Linked DNA regions of Mus musculus: regions 1 and 3 are each linked to region 2. Evidence: chromatin loops called from intact Hi-C (ENCODE). Cell type or tissue: heart. All regions are shown on one strand. Links, peaks and the distances in the headings refer to the core of each region. The heading gives the core; the rest is flanking DNA. Region 1 has its middle 19 kb from the start of Gm26065. Region 2 holds the start of Uba1 (ubiquitin-like modifier activating enzyme 1). Region 3 has its middle 30 kb from the start of Gm26065.

Evidence for each region. Hi-C counts contacts between places; a loop is a spot of excess contacts. Peaks named below come from ENCODE experiments on the same cell type or tissue, not always from the same donor. Only the 100,000 strongest peaks of a DNase experiment are listed, where the experiment ranks them.
Region 1: it touches region 2 in a loop (9-fold over the local background); 14 of 42 quality-filtered maps call a loop at or near these places.
Region 3: a loop joins it to region 2, with 11 times the contacts of the local background. A loop is called at or near these places in 20 of 42 quality-filtered maps.

The regions. Positions count from the first base shown.
Region 1 is chrX:20,815,576-20,823,941 of GRCm38, forward strand. It overlaps a transcript of Araf not described here. Among named protein-coding and RNA genes, the nearest start is that of Gm26065, 19 kb to the left of the region's middle. In heart, for the core only: CTCF peaks have their summits at 3,755 (motif pointing left) and 4,710 (motif pointing left); DNase peaks (open chromatin) are centred at 3,786 and 4,686; H3K4me3 peaks cover 859 bases; H3K27ac peaks cover 481 bases.
Region 2 is chrX:20,658,385-20,666,750 of GRCm38, forward strand. Uba1 (ubiquitin-like modifier activating enzyme 1) reads left to right here and starts at 4,512. Exons shown (of 26, transcript NM_001136085.2): 1 at 4,512-4,741. In heart, for the core only: a CTCF peak has its summit at 4,403; a DNase peak (open chromatin) is centred at 4,497; H3K4me3 peaks cover 3,047 bases; H3K27ac peaks cover 2,149 bases.
Region 3 is chrX:20,766,612-20,774,977 of GRCm38, forward strand. No RefSeq gene overlaps it. Among named protein-coding and RNA genes, the nearest start is that of Gm26065, 30 kb to the right of the region's middle. In heart, for the core only: a CTCF peak has its summit at 4,576 (motif pointing left); a DNase peak (open chromatin) is centred at 4,570.

The DNA.
Region 1 (8,366 bases), core at 248-8,247, 160 kb after region 2:
TTTGTGGCTATGGTGAATCACAATAACTTTTGTTTGTTTTGAGATAGGGTTTCTCTGTATAGCCCTGGCTGTCCTGCAACTCACTATGTAGACCAGGCTGGCCTCAGATTCACAGGAACCCACCTGCCTTTGCCTCCAGAACGCTGATATTAAAGGCATGCACCACCACCACACCCTGCTCTGAGGATATGTATTTGAAAACTAAATCCTTGTTGGGGCTTGAAAGATGACTCAGGAGTTAAGAGTACTGACCGCTTGTCCAGAGGACTCAGGCTCTGTTATCATCCCCCATGTGATGGCTCATAACTGTCCGTAATTCCAGTTCCAGGGGATCTAGAGCCCTATTCTGGCCTCTGCAAGCAGTGTTGTGAGGTTCACTTAAATCCAACATAACTCAAACACCAGATCAATAGAGATGACAAAAATGTATTGTAATCAAGCCCCTACTGATTGATCGGGGCTACAGAACAGAGTCAGGAGCTGAACTGTGACTTTGAGGGGACATTGTACAGCATATTTAAAGTATAGAGTTGTAGCCTTGTCCAATCATATTTTGACATAAGGGCGTTGAACAGGGGAGTTTACATCAGGATAGGAGTAGGTTCCTGGGCTTGCGGACATGAACTTAGTTTGACCCCGCCAGCAAGATTGAAAAGTTGTCCCTGAGATGTCTGCACTCAGACAATCGTTTCCTTACAACAGTAGCTGTTCGGCTACTGGGAAGTCCCTGGGGCCTGGGACTTAGCATTTAGTTTCTCCTTCTGACTAAATGGAGTCTGAAAATGAAATGAATTTAGAATAAGTTTTTTTTTTGCTTGTTCCATATATATATTCAGGTAAAATATACACATTAAATAAAAATAAATACGTTTTTAAAATACTTGCTGGGCTGGAGAGATGGCTCAGCAGTTAAGAATGGACATTGCAGCTAACCATGGTGCCACATACATATAATTCTAGAGGCAGACAGATCTCTGAGTTTGAGGCCAGCCTGATCTATACACCAAGTTCCATAACAGCAGGAGAGACACAGTGAGAACCTGTCTCAAAAGAAAAACTAAAACCAATAACAAAACAACCTCCCCAAATTTCACCCCATAGTTGGTTGAAGTATGGATATGAGACCTATAGATTTGGAGGACCATATTAAAAATGATGGAGAAACAGAGTGGGAGGATACAACCATGATCAGAAAGTAGATTCCTCCACTTAATATATGGCTCTCAAGTTGCCATTTCTACCTTAGCTTTGACAATTGGAGAACTGTCATGTATTCTTGGTTCTAAAGCACACTATTTCCCATTCTAATGCATCCTGAGATTCTGATGAACAGCATGGGTGAAGTGAGTGAGAAATCCTTCCAGATACTAGGGCAATGTGGTTGGGTGTCAGGGTGGCCTAGGACATACAGCAAAAATAGCTGCGGCAGATAGATTCGGGAAGTAGGGAAAATGACAGTTGTCATTTCCTGGTCCCTTTGATGCCCTCCTCCTAGACACGTGTAGTGGTTGAAGGCACAAGTCTTATTTGTGCCCTGCAGCTTGGCACAACGACAGGAAGTAATGTAGACAGGTCCACCCCCTCCCTTCCGTGCCTGAGTCAGTTCCAGATCCTGACTCATGCCTCCATTGACTCAAGTCATGGTGACAAATTGGAAGAGAGAGGCCATGCCAGGTGCAGAGAACAAAAGAGGCCAACACTTTCCTGAGCAGAAGAAGAGGGACAGGAATGAGTCAGGGTGGCTCCACTTCTCACCCCCACTCCTCCAACATCTTGCTGCCAGGTCCTCTCTGACGCCAGGCCAACCAGGCATGTGGGGTGGGGGAAAAGGACAAGTTTGTTCGGCAGTTTTGACAGACATAGACCTCAGTCCGTCTGCAACCAGAGCTGTGCATCGAGAATACAAGAGATAGGACACTCTTTCCATCACCCTTTCAGTCCAAAGGACCAAGATAGAATGCTCCTCCACATTTGGGTGAAAGATGCCGAAACTTCCTCCTCTTACATGGTGTTGTCTGCTGAGGTTTCCCTTCTGTGCCTCTGTGGGGGGGGGGGGGTAGGGGGTGGGAGTGGGGGGAGCAGTGCGAAAGCAGATTCCTTCCCTGGTCCAGTGCCCTCACCCACATAGAGTCAAGTGATCAAATAGAAAGGACTAGCTTAGGAAATCCCTGGAAGTGGTTGGTGCTTGTTTAGTTGGGGAGGAGGTGTTACACATGCACATGTGTGTGATATGCACTCTCAGTATGGCCCAGATTGTCTCGAGGAACTCATCCTACTGAGTAGCTGGGACTACAGGTAGTGCAACCATGCTTGCCACAGTGCCAGTTTAGTGTCTTTTTTTTTTCACAACGATGTATTGGGCACCAAATTGTGCCTAGCCCATATCATCTGGGTCTCTTTAAGTTCCATCTATCACGCCAAAAGCCTTGATGCATAGGTGCTCTGAAGCTCCCTAGTAGGAATCACAGACTTGGAGTGGAAATCTGCCTCGTTTGTCTGATACATTTGTATGGTGTGTGTGTGTGTGTGTGTGTGTGTGTGTGTAGTTTCTAGGAACCTGTAAACTGGAGTCTAAATGTCTGGCTTCTAGTGCCAGGTGTGAATAGACTTGGCCAATTTATTAGACTGAGAAATTCTTAGCTTTTTTTTTTTTCTTTTGAGACAAGGTTTCTCTGTGTAGCTCTGGCTGTCCTGGAACTCACTCTGTAGACCAGGCTGGCCTCAAACTCATAAATCCGCCTGCCTCTGCCTCCCAAAGGCTGGGATTAAAGGCATGCACCACCACTGCCCCGCAATTCTTAGCTTTTTTTTTTTTTTTCAGCAGAGAAATATTAATAGGAGATCAGGAGGCCTAGGATTTTTAGATTTGAGAAGGGGCTAAAAGATGAGCGTTGTTGGTCAAAAGATGGAATGCCTGGGTAGAAGTAGAAAGGAAACAGATGTGTCTCTCTGACAGCTGAGGTTTAATGGGGAACCCTAATGTTTTCCTCAAATCCTGCCCCTATAACAACCAAGTTGCAGCTTGTATCTCTTCTTTTGTAAACAAAGGGAGGATCATACTTCATTTGAATATCAGTTCATCTACACTCAACCAATTTCAAAATATGGGAAAGTACTTCCACATCTACAAAAGGTTTTTGTTTTTTGTTTTTTGTTTTTGTTTTTTAGTTTGAATTTTTTTTTTGTCTTCTCTTTTCATTATTATTTGATTTTTGAGACAGGGTCACTGTAGCTTAGGTCAGCCTAGAACTCACTATACTACATATAGCCCAGCCTGGCCAGGAATTTGTGATCTTCCTGCCTTAGTCTCTCCTGTTACAGGATTAGATTTAAATTAATCTTTCTGTGTTGTGTCAGTAATATTTTTGATGGTTTCATAACATTTTAGAGAAACCATCTATAGGTTTCCTTAATTTCTTAGTCCACACTTTCCCATACAATATTTGAATTCAAATGTTTCCTCTTACAGAAAATACAAGTACCTTTAAACATATACCTTTCAATTAATATCTATCATCTATCTACTTATATTGATTAAGAGAGGATGAGGATGGAAAAGAAGATGGGGAAGATACTAAGAGGTGGGAAATGGAACAGATGATTAGTCCACGTAGCAAACCTAGATCCTGATGATGGCGCTTAGGCAGGCAGAACTGTAGCCACCACTGCAATGCGCGGTAGGGAGGCAGCCCCTCCCTGGGACTGCGGACTGCGTGGGGACGCCATCATGCTGCAGACCTTGGCCTTGGCCTCAGGCGGTCTCTGGCACCCCCTGGCGTTCATGCTACAACCATCAGTTCTGGTTTTCTCTCCCCGCCCCCCTTCTCCACTTTGCATCTCCTGGGCTTTCTCCTGGCCGTTCCCTCCCCTGCCTCGTCGAGCCCTCCCTCGTGTTAATTTCAGAGTCATCTCCCGCGGGCACTCTTGCAGAACTAGCTGGTGTTGCTAGGCCTAGAGAGAATAGGCAGACAGAAGAGCCCGGAATGGCTGGCCAGCAGGGCTCATGATACAAGCCCCTGTGGGTACTGCGGCCGTGGGAGTTAATCTCGACCTGCCGCAGCCCCTGGAAATCTCCGGACTGAAGCCTCTGCAATGAAGCAGTACCTTCTGCTTTCTGGCTCTAAGAGGAGCTGCCAAAAAGAACAGAACAATTTTGGGTTGGTGATTGTGGCGCTTGAAGAGTCATGGACTCCATTCGCCTAGCTGCAGGCAGAGGAATTGGGATGTGAGGGAGGTCCAGAACACTCTGGGCTCAGGGATTTGCCAGTCCTAGGTTCATGTCCCAATAAATGCCTAGATGGCATCTCAGATGGCAAGACAATGTTTTTAAGAGCCAGCAGAGGGAGTTGTTGGTGCTAGGAACCAGCCTCCTCCCCAAGTCCTTTTCAACCAGATAATACCCCTCCCTATTCATCCATTTTGCATCCCCTTTCCTCTTTTTCTCAAGTCCAACCCTGTTTAGTTCTGGGTTTTACTCTGCACACACATGCACACGCACACACACACACACACACACACACACACACACACACACACACACACACACACTGCCCCCGGTGCTGCACAAATCCGCTAGGAAATCACTCCAAGTGGGAAACAGTTAACATTTCATCATCCAGCAAATCATGCTTTGCCACGCCTCTGCTTGCCTCTGTTTGCTTGGACCAGACAGACTATCTCTGCTGCCACCCTGGGGCCAAAGACTGTATGACCTGACCCAAACCCCACAGGACGGATTTCCAGGCAAGAGACATGACCCTCAGTAGACAAAAGTGAAGGTTGATTCCAGAAAGCACCGAGCTGCTGCTTGCTCTAGGGACCCTACAGATGTAAACAGTAGGGCCACTTCACCTGTGCGGCTACCGAGAGGAGGGAAAGGAACCTATTAACACCGAGGCTAGGGGTTCCAGCTAAGACACTGAGTCACTGGGACATTTTAGGTCTCAGGACGTGGATACTTGATTGGAGCTCACAAAAACTTGGGATCCACACATATTTTCCCATTTCTATCAACTGGGCTAGCTAGGTCATCTTCATTTATCTGTCTACACAATCATATGTGTCGATTTCCTTGACCACTGAGATGCAAAGGGGTATAAGAAGAGCTCTGGGGAGGAAGACAGGGCCACATCACATTCAAGTGCAGTTAGGGACCGCAGAAGACCTGTTGTAAGTCTGGGGATAGAAAAGGGGGTGCAACCTTTCTTGCACTTTATAAAGGGCCATGGCTAACACCCTTTAGCCAAGAGTAGTTAACACAAGGAAAGCATATGTGCGCGCACACACACGCACACACACACAAATATGTCTTCTCACAGTTTTACTTGATACAGTGTTACTGGGGAAATGCGGACTCCCATTTGGATTCTTAATAAAAAGAATTTCAGCCAAGGCTACACAGAGAAACCCTGTCTCAAACAAACAAACAAACAAACACAACAAACAACAACAAAAAGAATTTTAAATCAGACTGAGAATGAAGCTGAAGGACTATTTTATAGAATTTAAAAGAAAAACAACAGAACAGGTGAGCTGTAATCTTGCCAGCTGCCGAGTGAAGGGAGAGTTAGTTATACTCCTCCTCCCTCCCTCCCTCCCTCCCTCCCTCCCTCCCTCCCTCCCTCCCTCTCTCCCTCCCTTCCTTCTTCCTTCCATCTTCTTTTCATTTCTTTTAGGGCTTTGGTTTGGTTTGGAAACCTTGTGTCTCCTCCCCACTATTATCACTATGCATCTCATTGTGCCCGCTATGTCAATTTGGTGGTTGGCACATAACTAGAGTATGGTCAAGTAGGTTAATGTAAATGAAGAAAATATCTAATAAAAAAAAGAAAGGTTAGATTCCTTAGCATTATTTTTAGTTCTGAAACAACCTAATGTCTTATTTACCAATTCCTTCTCTGTCCAAAACTTTCCCTCTTTTGTAAAATAGCAATTTTATTCATTATTAAATGATTTTTTAATTCTCATTTTTAAAAAAGTAGGTTGCAATAACCTCTCCTGCCACAGACAGGATGTCTCTGACACCTACAGATTGGTAGATCTCTTATGAGTTTGAGTGAGTGTCAAAGACACTATATATAGTATAGGCGCTAATCTCAAGTGCAGGAAGTAATAATCTCAGAGATATGTGATAAAAGGTTAATCATCTCTGGTTTTGGCCAATGGCAAGCTCGACTTATTACTAAATGGCCAATTATGGAGTGGGAATGATAGCTCAGGGTTTAAGAGGACTGGCATTTCTTCCAGAGGATTCAGGTTTGTTTCCCAGCACACATAGCATACAACCCTCTGTAACTCCAACTTTTGGCCTCCATGAGCACTTGGCACAGAGGTAGTACACATGTATACACGGAAGCAAAACATTTACAGGGTTCTACAACCACTACTTAGTTCTTTAACATTTTTTTTTTGTCTTTTCGAGACAGGGTTTCTCTGTATAGCTCTGGCTGTCCTAGAACCCACTTTGTAGACCAGGCTGGCCTCGAACTCAGAAATCCACCTGCCTCTGCCTCCCCAAGTGCTGGGATTAAAAGAGTGCACTACCATGCCCAGCTCTTAACATTTATTTTATATTTGACTACACCATGAAGAGTGAGCACTAGTCCTGCTAAAGTACAGATGAAACAAAAACAAACAAACGAACAAGCCGGGCGTGGTGGCGCACGCCTTTAGTCCCAGCACTCGGGAGGCAGAGGCAGGTGGATTTCTGAGTTCGAGGCCAGCCTGGTCTACAAAGTGAGTTCCAGGACAGCCAGGGCTACACAGAGAAACCCTGTCTCAAAAAACTGAAAAAAAAAAAACCAAACAAATAAAAAACTACTTTAAAAAATAATACATTCTGAAAAAAAGAAAGTCAGTTTCGTTGTAACAAAATACATAACTTCCTACAGTGTAGTAGTTACAGTCTTAGGTAATTATCCTAGAAATGAATACCCCCAGTCACATTGAAAACTTTACTGGAACGATCATAGCAACTTTATTAATAACAAAAGTGGAAGCATCTTGTCTTCCATAGTCACATGAGTGGGTAAGCCATGGTGTATCCTACCATGAAATGGCACCCAGTGATAAAAAGGAACAGTCAGGCATAGTAGCACACATCTGCAATCCCAGCCAGCAGTCAACAGGTGAAGGCAATAGTTCAAGGTCATCTTTGGGTACTACTATAGAGTTGTTCACTAGAGTTCAAAGCCAGCCTAAGCTAAATAAGAATCAGTCTTTTTTTAAAGGAAATTAATTATAGGTAAGAAAATATTGATACAATGGAATAACTTAGATGAATTTTCAAGGCTTTAAACTGAAAGACTCCGAGAGGAGCCCCTCGCTCAGGCCTTGGGACAATAGCAGACACCCAAGAACTCACGAGAGACCAAGCTTGATATAAACCACATGAGGCTTTATTGGGGAAAGCCAGAGCTCTGGGGGCGACTCATATCCCATGCAGGGGTAGAGGAGTCAACCCCAAGGGGAAAGGGGTCCCAGTTTTTATAGGCCCTCAGGGGGGAAAAGAGAAGGGGGGAGAGTAGGGGATTTCCAGATCTAAACAATGTCTATTCTCAAGAAATGGGTATGGGAGGGGTACAAGGAAAGAGTCTGGTGTAGGTGAAGCAACTCCAGATTGGCCCGGCTGTGGTTGCTGGGGAGATTTTCCAACTCTTCCCCAGCAACCAATATCACAAACACCTACCAGTGAACTTCAGCAGTGGGCACACACCTGGGTTCAAGGAACGGTCAGAACATTGGCAGACACATGGGTTCTAGGAGTGGCCAGAGCATTGTGCACCTCTATTTTTCCAAATCAGTGAAGCTAGTTCTGCTAACACTGATGTCTATCTTGCCAATTTCAGGGCTTCTGTGACCTTTTACATTCTGTCAGGATCTTTCAAAACTAAGTGGAAAAAGCCAAATCTGGATGAGCACACATGTGGCCAGGCCTAGTGGTCCATACCTCTAATCCTAGCACTTGGGATGTGGAAGGCCAGATGAGTTCTAGTTTGAGCCTAGGCTACACAACTAGATCTAAGGCAGCCTGGGCTACATGGTATCCTCTCTGCCCAAACAAAATAATGTATCATATATTTTTTTTGCTTTGTTTTGTTTTGTTTTGTTTTGTTTTTTTCGAGACAGGGTTTCTTGTAGCCCTGGATGGCTGGTCTCAAACTCAGAAACCCACCTGCCTCGGCCTCCCAAGTCCTGGGATTAAAGGTGTGTGCCACCACTGCCCGGCTTATATTTCTATTTATATAGCAGTCTTTTAATGACAGAATTTGAGGGATAGAGCAGATTAGTGCCAGATCTTGAGGACACAGATGGGAAGTACATAAAGGTCATGACTGTGGTCCTGAGTCAGGGCAGTAGAAGAGCCC
Region 2 (8,366 bases), core at 44-8,043:
CCGGCCCTCTAAGGCCCCCGCGCTTCCGAGCTCCGCGCAAACTCTGGTTCTTTTTGCACGATCGAGGTGGTTTGCTCTTCCGTTGCCCTGTGGCTTCGGCTTGTCTCCAGAAGGAAGGCGAGGCTTCCGCCCAGCACTGGGGGTGAGCGGGAGCACATTTCCCCCAAGCCTCTGGACAGCATTTGGAAGAGGGTGCTTCCCTAATTCCAACTTCAGGGATCCCTAATGGGCATGTTTGGAGGTTGTGGGGCCCGGGTGGCATTCAGTGGGTGTCTACTTTTGAGGAGACACTTAGGAAGCGGTGCTTGGGGATTCGGGTGGCATTTAGGAGTCTGTTTTATGAGGTAATTCTCTGACGCAGATTTATACCCCTTGGAAGCAGGGCTTAGGGGGGACTTGGGGGAGGCTCGGGGTCTGTGTATGAGTACTCTGTTGGAGGGCAGAATTTTTGGACTCTCCAAGAGGAGAGAAGTTTGAAGTTACTTAAGTCAAGGCGGGAGTTGGGGTCTTGGGACCGGACCGAGTGACAGTGTGAATGTTCGACACCAACGTGGCACTGTGACGGTTTCAGTGGCCTTTGTGACCTCTGATGGGGTTGCGGCTGGTTTACCCGGGGCTGTGAAACCCGGACACTTCAGGGGCCCAGACCCTGGGAGAGGAGCCTCTCAACCGAGGCCAGGAAGACTGTCTGCCAGGCTCTTCTGTGCAGACATAGGGCTACCGGGCCACTGAGCGGTCCTTGGCTACTGCTTTAGTGGGACTATGGTGCGGACCTTCTTTCGTACCTGGTCCACTAGAAGAGAATTGCTCTCTAGGGGGCGGATCAGCGTGCGGAAGGGGCGTGTTGACGGGGTATCCCGAAGTCTGAGTCTCAAACTAGTTTCTTGATAACCCATACAATAATCTGTGAAGGTGAGTAGCGCCCGGTGGGTTTAAAAAAAAAAAAAAAGGCTTTTCTAAGGGTGCTATGCATAATTTATGAGGGGCGTGGTCTTTACAGTTTCTTCTTCGGGATCCGCAGTTAGCTTTCCCTCACAGGTTCCAGCATTTAAACCTGGCATCTATCAGAGAAGATGCCGCAGGTATTGTTCTTGCCTTGTCTCAGTAATTCTAGATTACTGACTCGAGACTCTGGATTCAAGACCCATCTTTGACAAGTCTTTTTGGGAGTCCGAAAAGTGGGTATGCAGGATAATAATAATTTACACCCATTTAGTTACTTTTATTAATCCATTTTATCTTCACAACTTTTCAAAAGTAGATTTCATCCTACTTCATAGATAAAGAATCTGAGATACAGGGCAGGTAAGTAATTTGTCCTAAAGCTGAACAGTGAATGGCTGAACTAGGATTCAAATTTGATCTGTTGGGTTTCAGAGTTGGATAACGTTCCCCGCCTCCAAGCCAATTTAATGGAGCCATTACTGGTGCGCGCCCTCTCCTCTCCTCTCCTCTCCTCTCCTCTCCTCTCCTCTCCTCTCCTCTCCTCTCCTCTTTCTCTCTCTTTCTTTCTTTCTTCTTGGATGTATTAAAGAACATTCTTAGCAGTGATGATCTTTCTCCTCTCCTCTCCTCTCCTCTCCTCTCCTCTCCTCTCCTCTCCTCTCCTCTCCTCTCCTCTCCTCTCCTCTCCTCTCCTCTCCTCTCCTCTCCTCTCCCCTCCCCTCCCCTCCCCTCTCCCCTCCCCTCCCCTCCCCTCCCCTCCCCTCTCTCCTCTCCTCTCCTCTCCTCTCCTCTCCCCTCTCCTCTCCTCTCCCCTCCCCTCTCCTCTCCCCTCCCCTCCCCTCCCCTCTCCCCTCCCCTCCCCTCTCCTCCCCTCCCCTCCCCTCTCCCCTCCCCTCCCCTCCCCTCCCCTCCCCTCTCCCCTCCCCTCCCCTCTCCTCCCCTCTCCCCTCCCCTCCCCTCTCCCCCTCCCCTCCCCTCCCCTCTCCCCTCCCCTCCCCTCCCCTCTCCCCTCCCCTCTCCCCTCCCCTCCCCTCCCCTCTCCCCTCCCCTCCCCTCTCCCCCTCCCCTCCCCTCCCCTCCCCTCTCCCCTCCCCTCCCCTCTCCCCTGCCCTCCCCTCTCCCCCTCCCCTCCCCTCTCCCCCTCCCCTCCCCTCTCCCCTCCCCTCCCCTCTCCCCCTCCCCTCCCCTCTCCCCTCCCCTCCCCTCTCCCCTCCCCTCTCCCCTCCCCTCCCCTCTCCCCCTCCCCTCCCCTCTCCCCTCCCCTCCCCTCTCCCCTCCCCTCCCCTCCCCTCTCCCCTCCCCTCCCCTCCCCTCCCCTCAACCCCCAGTCTGTCGCTGTTTCCTGAGGCTTGCTGAAAGAATTAGGGACCTGCCTGCCTCAGGCAGTACTGTTTGAAATTAAAAGGAGTAGTTGGTGGGACGCTTAGTGCTTAGTGAGGCAGGAGGATTTTGAATAGTTTGAAACCAGCATGGTCTCAAACCTCTCTTTCTCTCTCTTCCTCTTCTTTCCCTCTCCCTCTTCTCTCCTTCCTTTCTTCCCTGTCTGTGTGTCTACTTCTGTCTCTTTTTCCCGGGTCTGTTTTCCCCCAGACTTGCCAGGTATTAGTGATCCTTCTGTGTCAGCCTGCCAAGTACTGTGGAATTATAGGAGCTGTGCTAGCACACCCCCCAAAAACCCCATCTTTTAAGAAAATAGTGTTGCTACTGCTCAGATTAATTATATGATACAATGTGCCAGGCACTATTCTAGACCCTTTCTACATATTTACTCAGTCACAAGGTAAGTTCTTATTCTTAATCCTCATTTTCTGATCTGGGAACATTCAAGTCCTCAAATGTAAGTAATTTTGTATTAATGCAAATATGTCTACATATTGCCTTTAGTTACACATATTTGAAAATTGTAACAGTTTTGTGGCAGCACTGCTCTAAGACCCGTTCTGTACTCATTCTCATAACACATTTCATCAGTGGATTTTTTTTGAGGTGGGGATTGGTATGGTTTGTTTGTTTGTTTGTTTTTTATGATACTATGAATTGAATCCAGGGTGTTGGGGAAGTGCTTTATCCATAGTCTACATCTCCAGCTAAGTTGGATTAGTTTCATTACTATCGTTGCCTATCAAAGGCATCTAGTGAGTTTGTATTTAGCAGTATTTATCTTAAACAAGATACGCCCCTAAGTGGTCATGGATGACGAGCAAAGACTGCTCACTTGGGCTTCGCACGGTTATCCAGTATGGTGAGTGCCTTGACTATTATCTCATAATTCCCACTTGCTAGGCAGGGCCACTTTGGGTGGGGGCTGCCCATCAAACCTCATGAATAATTCGTGAACTGTATGGGATTGGTACTTTTTAAAAAGGTTTATTTATTTATTTTATGTATGTGAGTACACTGTAGCTGTACAGATGGTTGTGAGCCTTCATGTGGTTGTTGGGAATTGAATTTTTAGGATTCCTGCTCGCTCTGGTCAACTCCGCTTGCTCCAGCCCAAATATTTATTTATTATATCTAAGTACGGTGTAGCTGGCTTCAGACACACCAGAAGAGGGCGTCAGATCTCATTACAGTGAGCCACCATGTGGTTGCTGGGATTTGAACTCAGGACCTTCGGAAGAGCAGTCAGTGTTCTTACCCGCTGAGTCATCTCCCCAGCCCAGTACATTTTTTTGAGACAGGGTTTCCTGTTAACCAGGCTTGCCTCAGACTAATGAACCTCCTGCTTCTACCTTCCTAGTGCAGAGATTAAAGGCATGCAGCACCATGCACATAAGCGCAGCTTGGGCGCAATCTTTCTTTTGGTGTTCCCACCCCACCACCCTAAGACAAGGTTTCTATGTGTAGCTCTGATTGTCCTGGAACTCCTTCTACAGACAGGCCTCAAACTCAGACCCTCCTGCTTCTGCCCACTGAGTGCTGGGATTAAAAGTGTACACCACCACACCTGGTGGACACAACCTTTCTTGACCTCTCTGTTTTCAAGTTGAGCTGCTGCTGCTGCTGCTGCTGCTGCTGCTGCTGCTGCTGCTGCTGCTGCTCCAACAGCTTCATTCAGTATTTAGGAGTCAGAGGAGTGCTGCCTGCAGTAGCCCTGTTTCTTGCTTACTGGGTATTAGATGGAGCAATAAGGCAGGCCTGCCTCTTTTGTTCCATCTCACTGAGTCTCGTGCATTATTCATGAATACGATATAGCTTTGGTCTCCTTGATTCCCAGCTACTGCAAGATCATTCATTATTCATGAACATGGGGTGTGGTTGTAATGCTTTAACATCTACTTTCTGGTTGCCTAGTCCTAGTAAACCCATAACCTTGCTTCGTGATTCACGATCGGGAAGAATGGCCTTGAGGTCCTTCCTTGATTTCTTTGACAGCTTAGATGCAGTAATTCTTTATTCATATTTCATAGCCTCTTGCTCTACCTGTTTTTCTAGTTACTGCCTCCAGAGCCACTTGGTGGAGCTGTTCTCCTTCTAATTAAAGAAGTCCCAAACTGGGCAGGGAAAATACATGATTCATGAGTGGGCGCGGTCCTCTTGCATCCGGGTTTCTGGGGGTGGGGCTCAGGGTTTTGTTCCGGCCTTGGGCTCTGCCGCCGCCATCTTGTGTCGGCTGCTGGGGTGAAGGAGGGTGGCAGGGAAGACCACAACCACCGCGGTCGGGGAAGGAGAAGGCGACAGTGATCCTAGCTGGCCCAGGCGGCAGGAGGAGGAGGAGAAAGAGGAGGGTGGCGGCCGAGCTTGACTTCGGCTCCTTGAGGAGTTGGCGGCGGCACGACCCGGGGAACCGGCATTGGTAATAGCTTTTCTCTGCACCTGGCTCGAAGCGCAAGGGCTCTGGGAGGTATGGGAGGGTCCCTGCTGGCTCTCTGCCAGCCCAATGTCTGAGTGCACTGCCGTGTCCTGGGTATTAAGAGTCACTAGGCAAGCGGGTGTGGGGGTGTGCAAATCCTGGGGTGGGGTGGATCACGTCTGTCTGGGACCACCCCTATTCCCTTGAGCTTCGAAATCTGACCTTGACGTCAGACCCCTATCTCAGCTTCTGGAGACTTCTGGCTCAGCACTATTACCAGGTATCTTGATCCGATCCTGAGCCATGCATTTCCTATCAGAACTCCCCACAGTCTCCATAAAGGCACCGGAATTCGGTGTCGCTGCTCATGAAAGCCGTCCATACTTGTGTGCTATTTGAAGACCTGCCCCAAAATCTCCCTTGAGACTCTTCCTAGCCCTTCAGTATTTGCTCTCATGGCTTAAGAGGGGCCAGGCTTGAGGAAAGGTCCGCGTGGCCTTCATTTCCGAATGAAGAGCCTTGTCTAGCATTTTCATCCAGTCTCCCCTCCCCCCAGGATACTATCTGTCCTTAGAGCTGCCATCTGGATTAAACCCGGTGAAAAGCTCTCTGCCTAGCCTTTCCGTGGGAAATCCATTCCTACATTTGAGATCTCCCAATACCACTTTGACATAGCATCCTCCATCGTGGACACCTGGCATTCTTATTCTTTTAAGCACCTGCCTTTAGAGACTCTCCCTGCTTTTAGGGACGCCCCCCTTTTTCACGTTCTCATTGTTCTTGAAGCATTGTTGTCTTCTCCATCAGCCATCGTAACCCCAGTATATTTCCTTTAGTCTCTCATGGGACTAGACGCCAGGGAGGACCTGTTTGGACACAGTTCTCCATTAGTGATCTCTTGCCGCCATCTACTCTTTCAGACTCTTGATTTGTAGCCCCATCTGCCCGATGGTCTCATTCTAGACCCAATTTTTGCCTTCAAAGGCAGACCAGCATTCTAGCTTCTCTTTTTATAGATTCCTTAATCTAACAACAGGCCTCAGAATCTGCCCTCGTCTTTTTTAAAGGTTTCTAGTACCATCATCATTCAGAGAGTCTCAGCATTTGCTTTTGACTTCCCTGAACCTCTATCACTGTCAGATACCTTTTTCCCCAACAGGCTCATTTATCTTCCACAGGAGTAGAAAACCTCATCTATTTACTGTGGAGTCACAAAATTGACTAGAGGAACCTAATTCCATTTGAAGATCTAGGCAGTATTTGCTTGGTAATATATTATCATGATTACAGAGTTTTACTGTGTGGCTTTGGCTGTCTCAAACTCTTAGAGGCCAGCCTGCCTCTGCCTCACTAGTGCTGGGATCAAAGGTATACACCACCATGCTTAATTTTTAGTAATCCTTTTAAGGCTTAAATTATCTGAAATTCATCTTCCTTTCTCTACCCTGTCAGCAGCTGTGGTACCTGTTTAGATCTACGCAAGACCTTTGTTGCTCCATTAGAAATCCCTCTCCAAGAGTCTGCTCTCAGAGACCTCTCCTTGCCTCTTCGCACTTAATATCACAGCTTCTTGGCACTATAGTGTCAGTATCAAAGACCTTTTTCTGTGCATTCCCATTATTTTTAGTGAAGGGTTTCTATCACTAGAATCGAAGACTGTCAGTCCCAGCATCTCCCTGCAGTAGTTTCAGGGTCTACATTCCCCCACCTCTTTCTAGAGACCCAGATTTAAGTCTGTCTTAATACCTCTGTCCAAGGCCGGGCGAGGTGGCACACACCTTTAATCCCAGCACTCGGGAGGCAGAGGCAGGCGGATTTCTGAGTTCCAGGCCAGCCTGATCTACAGAGTGAGTTCCAGGACAACCAGGGCTACACAGAGGAACCCTGTCTCAAAAAACCAAAAAATAAAAAAAAAAACAATACCTCTGTCCAATACCCCCACCATTTATAAGGCCTGCTAAGGTCTCATTTGGGTGTCTTTTATTATCTCCTTCACAGCTCCTTGAGCTCAGTGACTTCCTCTGATGCCTTTCTCATACTCCTCAAGACTTCTCCTTTAAAACCTCCCAGAAACCTTGGCGAGCCTTAGCATCCTCCTCTGTACAATATCTTTTCTACCTCAATCAGCTGGCTCTGCTTCCTAATCCTACCCCAGGTTCCCCTGCTCAGCCTTTCTCTGCTTTGGGAATAGAGTATTCTCAGGCTTCAGTCATCAGTTTGGAGACCCGGGGTAAGTTTAAAATGCTTTCATTTCAGCTTAGCCAAGTAAGTTTTGGAAAATATATCCTACACTTGATCTTAAGCACTGGGAAATATATTCTAATAGAGAAGGCCGAGCACATGGTGAGGGAGAAAGGATCTCCATTGGCTTTGCTTTTTTGTATTTTGTTTTTATGGATTTATTTTTGGATGGGAGTAAGGGAATCTTTAGTTCTTGTCCTAGAGTCTCTGCCCCACATTCTTCCTGCTTGCCTTGATAAAGGGGCTTTCCAAAACCTGGCAATTGAAATCTCCTGTTTAAATATTTTTTGAAATAGTCTCACTGTACAGTTCAGGCTGACCTCAAACTTAAGAGTCCTCCTGCCTCTGCTTCCTTTTTTTTTTTTTAAGATTTATTTATTTAGGAAGCAGAGGCAGGTGGATTTCTGAGTTCAAGGCCAGCCTGGTCTACAAAGTGAGTTCCAGGACAGCCAGGGCTATACAGAGAAACCCTGTTTCGAAAAACAAACAAAAAAAAATTTATTCATTTATTTTATGTATGTGAGTACACTGTAACTGCATAGATGGTAGTGAGCCGCCTTCTTTTTTATTTATTCATTTATCTACTTATTTATTTATTATATGTAAGTACACTGTAGCTGTCTTCAGACACTCCAGAAGAGAGCATCAGATTGTTACAGATGGTTGTGAGCCACCATGTGGTTGCTGGGATTTGAACTCAGGACCTTTGCAAGAGCAGTCGGTGCTCTTAATCACTGAGCCATCTCACCCCAGTTATGAGCCTTCATGTGGTTGTTGGGAATTGAATTTTTAGGACTTCTACTTGTGGTCCTGCTTGCTCCGGTCAACTCTGTTCGCTCAGTCCCTGCTTCTCTGGTCCAAAGATTTATTTATTATTATAAATAAGTACACTGTAGCTAACCAGATGCACCAGAAGACGTGTCAGATCTCATTACAGGTAGTTGTGCCACCATGTGGTTGCTGGGATTTGAACTCACTACCTCTAGAAGAGCAGTCAGTGCTCTTAAAGGCTGAGCCATCTTGCCAGCCCCTGCCTCTGCTTCCTAAGTGTTGCGGTTGTGGGCCTGTACTGCCACACCTGGCTTCAAAGTCCACTTTTGAACAGTGACCCCAAACCTGCCAACTTAGACCCTTGCTGCCAGCACTGGGTGAGGGTAGAGAGGTAAAGGTCTGATAAAGAGCTCTCTGGCTCTGGATCTTGTCTGATGTAGGGAGTGGAGAAAGAATATGCCTGGAACAAATGGCAAGGGAAAGGAGATAACTTAAGAAATGGAGGCCCCTGTGAGTGCCTTGGGAGGAGCCTCTGTCCTCATGTCCTTGAGTTTTGACCACAGATAGCCTCTTTAGCCTCATCATGAGGTCAGTTCATTTTCTCCCAGCTTTTGGA
Region 3 (8,366 bases), core at 201-8,200, 110 kb after region 2:
TCTGTATGATAAAAACTTCAAGTCTCTGAAGAAAGAAATTAAGGAAGATCTCAGAAGATGGAAAGATCTCCCATGCTCATGGATTGGCAGGATCAACATTGTAAAAATGGCTATCTTGCCAAAATCAATCTACAGATTCAATGCAATCCCCATCAAAATTCCAACTCAATTCTTCAACGAATTGGAAGGAGCAATTTGCAAATTTGTGTGGAATAACAAAAAACCTAGGATAGCAAAAAGTCTTCTCAAGGATAAAAGAACTTCTGGAGGAATCACCATGCCAGACCTAAAGCTTTACTACAGACCAATTGTGATAAAAACTGCATGATACTGGTATAGAGACAGACAAGTAGACCAATGGAATAGAATTGAAGACCCAGAAATGAACCCACACACCTATGGTCACTTGATCTTCGACAAGGGAGCTAAAACCATCCAGTGGAAGAAAGACAGCATTTTCAACAATTGGTGCTGGCACAACTGGTTGTTATCGTGTAGAAGAATGCGAATCGATCCATACTTATCTCCTTGTACTAAGGTCAAATCTAAGTGGATCAAGGAACTTCACATAAAACCAGAGACACTGAAACTTCTAGAGGAGAAAGTGGGGAAAAGCCTTGAAGATATGGGCACAGGGGAAAAATTCCTAAACAGAACAGCAATGGCTTGTGCTGTAAGATCGAGAATTGACAAATGGGACCTAATGAAACTCCAAAGTTTCTGCAAGGCAAAAGACACCGTCAATAAGACAAAAAGACCACCAACAGATTGGGAAAGGATCTTTACCTATCCTAAATCAGATAGGGGACTAATATCCAACATATATAAAGAACTCAAGAAGGTGGACTTCAGAAAATCAAATAACCCCATTAAAAAATGGGGCTCAGAACTGAACAAAGAATTCTCACCTGAGGAATACCGAATGGCAGAGAAGCACCTGAAAAAATGTTCAACATCCTTAATCATCAGGGAAATGCAAATCAAAACAACCCTGAGATTCCACCTCACACCAGTCAGAATGGCTAAGATCAAAAATTCAGGTGACAGCAGATGCTGGCGTGGATGTGGAGAAAGAGGAACACTCCTCCATTGTTGGTGGGATTGCAGGCTTGTACAACCACTCTGGAAATCAGTCTGGCGGTTCCTCAGAAAATTGGACATAGTACTACCAGAGGATCCAGCAATACCTCTCCTGGGCATATATCCAGAAGATGCCCCAACTGGTAAGAAGGACACATGCTCCACTATGTTCATAGCAGCCTTATTTATAATAGCCAGAAGCTGGAAAGAACCTAGATGCCCCTCAACAGAGGAATGGATACAGAAAATGTGGTACATCTACACAATGGAGTACTACTCAGCTATTAAAAAGAATTAATTTATGAAATTCCTAGCCAAATGAATGGACTTGGAGGGCATCATCCTGAGTGAGGTAACACATTCACAAAGAAACTCACACAATATGTACTCACTGATAAGTGGATATTAGCCCCAAACCTAGGATACCCAAGATATAAGATACAATTTGCTAAACACATGAAACTCAAGAAGAATGAAGACTGAAGTGTGGACACTATGCCCCTCCTTAGATTTGGGAACAAAACACCCTTGGAAGGAGTTACAGAGACAAAGTTTGGAGCTGAGATGAAAGGATGGACCATGTAGAGACTGCCATATCCAGGGATCCACCCCATAATCAGCATCCAAACGCTGACACCATTGCATACACTAGCAAGATTTTATTGAAAGGACCCAGATGTAGCTGTCTCTTGTCAGACTATGCCGGGGCCTAGCAAACACAGAATTGGATGCTCACAGTCAGCTAATGGATGGATCACAGGGCTCCCAATGAAGGAGCTAGAGAAAGTACCCAAGGAGCTAAAGGGAACTGCAACCCTATAGGTGGAACAACATTATGAACTAACCAGTACCCCGGAGCTCTTGACTCTAGCTGCATATATATCAAAAGATGGCCTAGTCGGCCATCACTGGAAAGAGAGGCCCATTGGACTTGCAAACTTTATATGCCCCAGTACAGGGGAACACCAGGGCCAAAAAGGGGGAGTGGGTGGGCAGGGGCGTGGGGGTGGGTGGATATGGGGGACTTTTGGTATAGCATTGGAAATGTAAATGAGCTAAATACCTAATAAAAAATGGAAAAAAATTAAAAAATAAAATGTAAAACAAAACAAAACAAAACAAAAAAAACAACAACAACAACAAGAAAAAAAACCTCCTTGCTAGCCAGGCATTGTGGTGCACCTGCAAGGTAAATGCAGACCTATTTCTGTGAGTTCAAGGTTGTAACTATTTTTAGGCCAGATAAAGCTACACAGTTTGACCTTGTCAAAAAAAAAAACAAAAAACAAAAAACAAAACCTTGTTAGGAAGGTCTTGGATACTAAAGTGGAAGTTACTGCTATTGTTTTGCTAAATGGACAAGTGGTGCCTGTCAAACTTACCTTAGAAAGAATCAGTTCATCTGGGCGATGGTGGCGCACGCCTTTAATCCCAGCACTTGGGAGGTAGAGGCAGGCGGATTTCTGAGTTCGAGGCCAGCCTGGTCTACAGAGTGAGTTCCAGGACAGCCAGGACTATACAGAGAAACCCTGTCTCGGAAAACGAAAAAAAAAAAAAGGTGTTACCATATCACACTCTTCAAAGACCGGGGAACATTATGAAGAGACAGACAGGAAGAATGCAAGAGCAGGAAAAATGGGGCAATGGAGTGGGACTTCCTGGCAGGACATGGCAGTTGCGCTCTTGAACTCACAGCAGCTATGATTCCCTGTATCGGATCCCCACAAGATTGGAGCTCATCAACACCTTGTCATTAAAGGAGGAGGGGTTCAGAGGACCCACCCTTCCTCAAGATCTATAGGCAGATAACAGTTTTTTCCAAGTGCTATAAGCACTGGCACATTTCCTGTGGCAATACATTATGATAAAAATATCTTTTATGCTGGGCATGGTGACGCACGCCTTTAATCCCAGCACTTGGGAGGCAGAGGCAGGAGGATTTCTGAGTTCGAGGCCAGCCTGGTCTACAAAGTGAGATAGAGAAACCCTGTCTGGAAAAAAAAAACCAAAAAAAAAAAATCTTTTACATCCCAAGAGACTGGAAGTATTGCTGGACCTCACAGCCAGAGTTAATAGTAATTATTTATTTATTATTATTTATTTACCTTGAGGTCACTTGAAACATAAGATTGATCTACTACTGTGTGTATAACCTGTTTGTTTGCTCAACCTATCTTTAAGAGAACAATGTAACTTGGTAAGGTGGTGCACACCTTTGAGTCTAGCACTTGGGAGGCAGAAGCAAGTGAATTCAAGGCCAGTCTGGTCTAAATAGAGACTTCCAGGATAACTAGGGCTACCCAGTCTCAAAAAATAGAATGATGTTTGACTCTGATGCAGTCTCAGTTCCATTCCCTTCACTCTAGACTTGCTGTTTGTGCAGCAATCATTTGTGCTCCTTTAGGCTATCTTCTGCCCTCTCCCTACATTAGACCACAAAGACCTGTGCTGATAGACAGACCAGACAACTTCATATTTGCTAAGGAGTCCAGAATCTGATTCGTACACACAGATATTGGAGAGCTGCAGCCTTTGCCATGCAGCCCCTCAGGCTTTCTTCTGGCTACCTAGCTTCAGGTATTAGGAAACAGTTAGGAACAGCTCACCACTAACTATCATAGACTGACCAGGCTAAATCCCAGCCTCTTCTGCAGTCAATTGGCTGTTTGTATCACCGCCTCTTCACTTTGCATAGTAACTTAGTAATGGCAGCTTCTTCTTCTTCTTCTTCTTCTTCTTCTTCTTCTTCTTCTTCTTCTTCTTCTTCTTCTTCTTCTTCTTCTTCTTCTTCTTCTTCTTTTTTTCGAGACAGGGTTTCTCTGTGTAGCCTTGGCTGTCCTGGAGCTCACTCTGTAGACCAGACTGGCCTCAAACTCAGAAATCGCCTGCCTCTGCCTCCTAAGTGCTGGGATTAAAGGCATACGCCACCACGCCGGGCAAGGGCAGCTTCTTATTAGTAACAGCCTGCTACTTTTCTCTGGCAGTCACAGTACCACTTCTTCCTCTGCTACCTCCTCCTTGTCTTCTGATTTTTCAAGTCAGGGTTTCTCTGTGTAGCCATAGCTGTCCTGGAACTCAGAGATGGGTGGCTCTGCTTCCCTAGTACTGGGATTAAAGGAGTGTGTCAGCTCTTCTTATTTGTAGGTATTGGCCAGCTGACTCATCTATGTGACAGTCTCTTAGGGTTCTGTCTCCCTCTTCCTCTTTCTCCTTTGAAGAAAGGATTTTATCTTAGCTGGGCAAGGCTGCTCTCATGTAGTCCAGGCTGGCCTCAAACTCATTTTATAACTCAAGCTAATTTTGAATTTCTTGTCATCACACCTCTGTCTCACAAAGGCTGAAATTATAGATATGATCCACCAGGTTTAGCTAAAATATTGCTTTAAAGATGTTATTGGGGCCAGAGAAATGGTCAGAGGTTTAAAACCCTGGCTGCTGCTGTTTCAGAGCCATCTGAGATCTGGTCCCAAGGTGGTTTGGCACCCTCTGCTGGCCTCTGGGAGTACTGCATCCATGTGATCCACTGACGTGTATGCAGGCCTGCCACCCATAAACATAAACTAAAAATACAGGTAAAAAATGTTATTGGGTGGCAAGATCTGGAAAAAATGGCTCAGAGAAGCAGAGTTTGCTTCCCAGTTGCTTACAACAGCCTGTAACTCTAGCTCCAGGAGATTTGATGCCTTTTTCTAGTGCTACTCACTTCACTCACATATTACATACGAACATGAGCACACACACACACACTTGGGGCCACTGAGATGTCTTAAGATGTAAGGACACTTGCCACAAATTGCAATGACTTGAGTTTACAGGGCCCACATGGTGGAAAAAGAGAACCAATTCCCACAAGCTCTTCTCTGACCACCACACATATGCCATGGCACACACACAATGTAATAAAATGTTATTTACCAGCCGGGCGTGGTGGTGCACGCCTTTAATCCCAGCACTTGGGAGGCAGAGGCAGGTGGATCTCTGAGTTCAAGGCCAGCCTGGTCTACAGAGTGAGTTCCAGGACAGCCAGGGCTATACAGAGACTTAAGTTTATTGTCCAGAGGGAAAAGAGTTCATTACCATCACCATAGGGAAGTGCAGCAGCAGGAGGCACACCAGCAGGACAATCTCAAACTGTATCAGCTCACCTCTCAAACTGTAGTGGGAAGTAGAGTGAGCACTCCTCCAACAAAGCCACACCTCTGCAAATAGTACCGACAACTAGGAACCAAGTATGCAAATGCCTGAGACTACAGAGAATGCCTCATTCAAACACTCCTGTATTAGAGGGAAAACACTCTACCCTTACCCTCCAGCTCTTAAATCCTTTCATCGCTGTCTTCTCAATCTTCTCTGAGCCTTTTCTGAGTGTTGGGCTGACTTGCCACCTCCACAGTCACTTGTTCTCAGGAGTTTAACCTGCTATGAGTATCTTTGGCTACCACCCCCTACTATACGAGGTTCTTCACAGGTGTTAGAGGGATGGCTTTGTGGTTAAGAGCACGGTCTGCCTTTCCAAGAAACCTGGGTTCAATTCTCAGCACCCACATGGTAACTTATGACTGTGTGTAACTCCACTTCAAAGGGATCTGACACCTTCACAACAATGTACATAAAATAAAGCTAAATGAGTTATTTTATTTGGGGGGGGGAGGGGTTGAGACAGGGTTTCTCTGTATAGCCCTGGCTGTCCTGGAACTCACTTTGTAGACCAGGCTGTCCTCGAACTCACAAATCTAAATCTGATTGCCTCTGCCTCCCAAGTGCTGGGATTAAAGGCATGCGCCACCACTACCCAGCTGTTACTGGTTATACCATGGTTCTTGGACCACTGCATTCTTCAGATGTGGGGTGCTGCAACTGCAGTAGTAAACACCACACAGGACAGCATGGCCACCCAAGGTCCAAGCAATTAAATTTTATGTGAAATAGGACCTGAGCTTAGTTTCCCAGTAACTCCTAACCACCTATTACTATGGATCCATGGAAATTCAACACCTCTGGCCCCTGCAGGCACCCTCCCACACCAATCACACACACACACACACACACACACTCACTTACACATACACTCTCACACATAATTTTAAAATTATATAAACAAATTTAATTGCTGTATAACACCTTTATAAAGCTTGATAGAGACCGAGCTTTAAATAAATCTTAACTCTTTTACAAGACTCACAAGACCCGTGTTTTGTTTTGTTTTGTTTTGTTTTGTTTTTCTTCGAGACAGGGTTTCTCTGTATAGCTCTGGCTGTCCTGGAACTCACGTTGTAGACCAGGCTGGCCTCGAACTCAGAAATCCACTGCCTCTGCCTCCCAAGTGCTGGGATTAAAGGCGTGTGCCACCACCGCCCGGCTAAGACCCGAGTTTTTTAACTAGAAGCCTGACACACTTAGTAGAAACTTAGCAATTATCTTGATGAAACAAAATCTTTTTTCAGGCATATTAATGAAATAAAACTGAAAGTGCGGAGCTAAGTCATTGCCCTTATCTTTGTGTTCTAGGACTCACAGAGCTTAGAGGATCATCTTGCAGATGAAGGCTATTGTCTATGAGAGTGAGACTATAAACCCTGGACAAGACCCATCATGCCCTGGGAGCCAGTTTGTTTTTATAGGCAATAGGGACGATTTTAGACCACTCACGGGCTAGTTTAGAGGCAATGGCTAACCAGATAGCATCCTGACTAAGACTTTTTATTTGTACGCTTTGTTTTAAAACTTTCCTTGTGCTATGAATTCAAAATATGTGGACTAACTTAATTTTAAAAATGTATATGGCCATTTACTTATAAGCCAGTTTGAAGCCAGGCAGTGGTGGCACACGCCTTTAATCCTAGCATTTGGGAGGCAGAGGCAGGCGGATTTCTGAGTTCAAGGCCAGCCTGGTCTACAGAGTGAGTTCCAGGACAGCCAGGGCCATGCAGAGAAACCCTGTCTCGAAAAAACAAACAAACAAACAAACAAACAAACAAAAGCTAGCTTGATGTCATGTAAACAATATATAAACATAAGCATGAGTAACAATATGTACATATTATGTCTTTATGTACACATAAAGACAGCTTTAAGGGCCAGTGAAATAGCTCATCGGGTAAAGGTATTTGCTTCAAAAACTTAATGGCCTGAGGTCAAGCCCTGGAAGCCACATGAAGGAAGAAGGAGACAATCAGTTCCATAAAGTCATTCTCTGACCTACACATGCGCACTGTAGCACATGTAACCCCAAACACACACAATATATATATACCTATAAAACACCCACACGCAGCTCACAACCATCTGAAACTCCAGTTTCTCAAGATCTGATGCTTTCTTCTGGCTTCTATGAGCAACAGGCACACACATAGTACACAGGCATACATAAAGCCAAAAAATCATACACATAAGGTAATAAAAGGAATTTTTTTTCTCATTTTTCTTTCTGAGACAGGGTTTCCCTGGCTGTCCTGGAACTCACTTTGTAGACCAGGCTGGCCTCAAACTCAGAAATCCGCCTGCCTCTGCCTCTCGAGTGCTGGGATTAAAGGCGTGCGCCACCACACCTGGCCCCTTTTGTTATTTTTGAGACTGGGTCTTAGTAAGTTGTTCAAGCTGGTCTTGAATTTACCCTGTATCCTAGGCTGATCGGAAAATTAACTTTTTCTTCTATGTGTTTCCTGAGTAGCTAGGATTATTGGCTTGTGCAATCAGGCCCAGTCTGTTTTATATAGGAAAAGAAAATGGCAACAAAAAAATTAAGGACATTCCCCTGGATGAGTGACTCACCCACGTGTAGAATAATTACCAGTATTGTAGTAAATTCACCTTATAATAATAAAAATCACACCCAAGGTAGGGCTTAACACTATAATGAGACATGTCTCACAATAAGACAGTGAGTGCAGTATTGGTCCTTTAATCCCAGCACGCGGGAGGCAGAGGCAGGTGGATTTCTGAGTTCGAGGCCAGCCTGGTCTAGAGTGAGTTCCAGGACAGCCAGGGCTACACAGAGAAACCCTGTCTCGAAAAAAAAAAATTTTTTTTCACAGCATCATGGCCAGTATCTACAGTCCCAGAACTAGGAAGCATCAAGGAAGACAGGGGTGGGGACAGATCAAAGGGATCAAAAGAAGAAATTTAAGAAAGAAAAGGATAGAGAGAGAGAGTGAAAGAGAAGAAAGGAAGGAAGGAAGGAAGGAAGGAATTGATTGAGAGGGAGTAAAGAAGTGTGGTTTCCTGCTTATTTTCATCAAAGTATGCTTATAACTTTTTTTTTCTATCAGCAGTGTGTTGGGAAATGC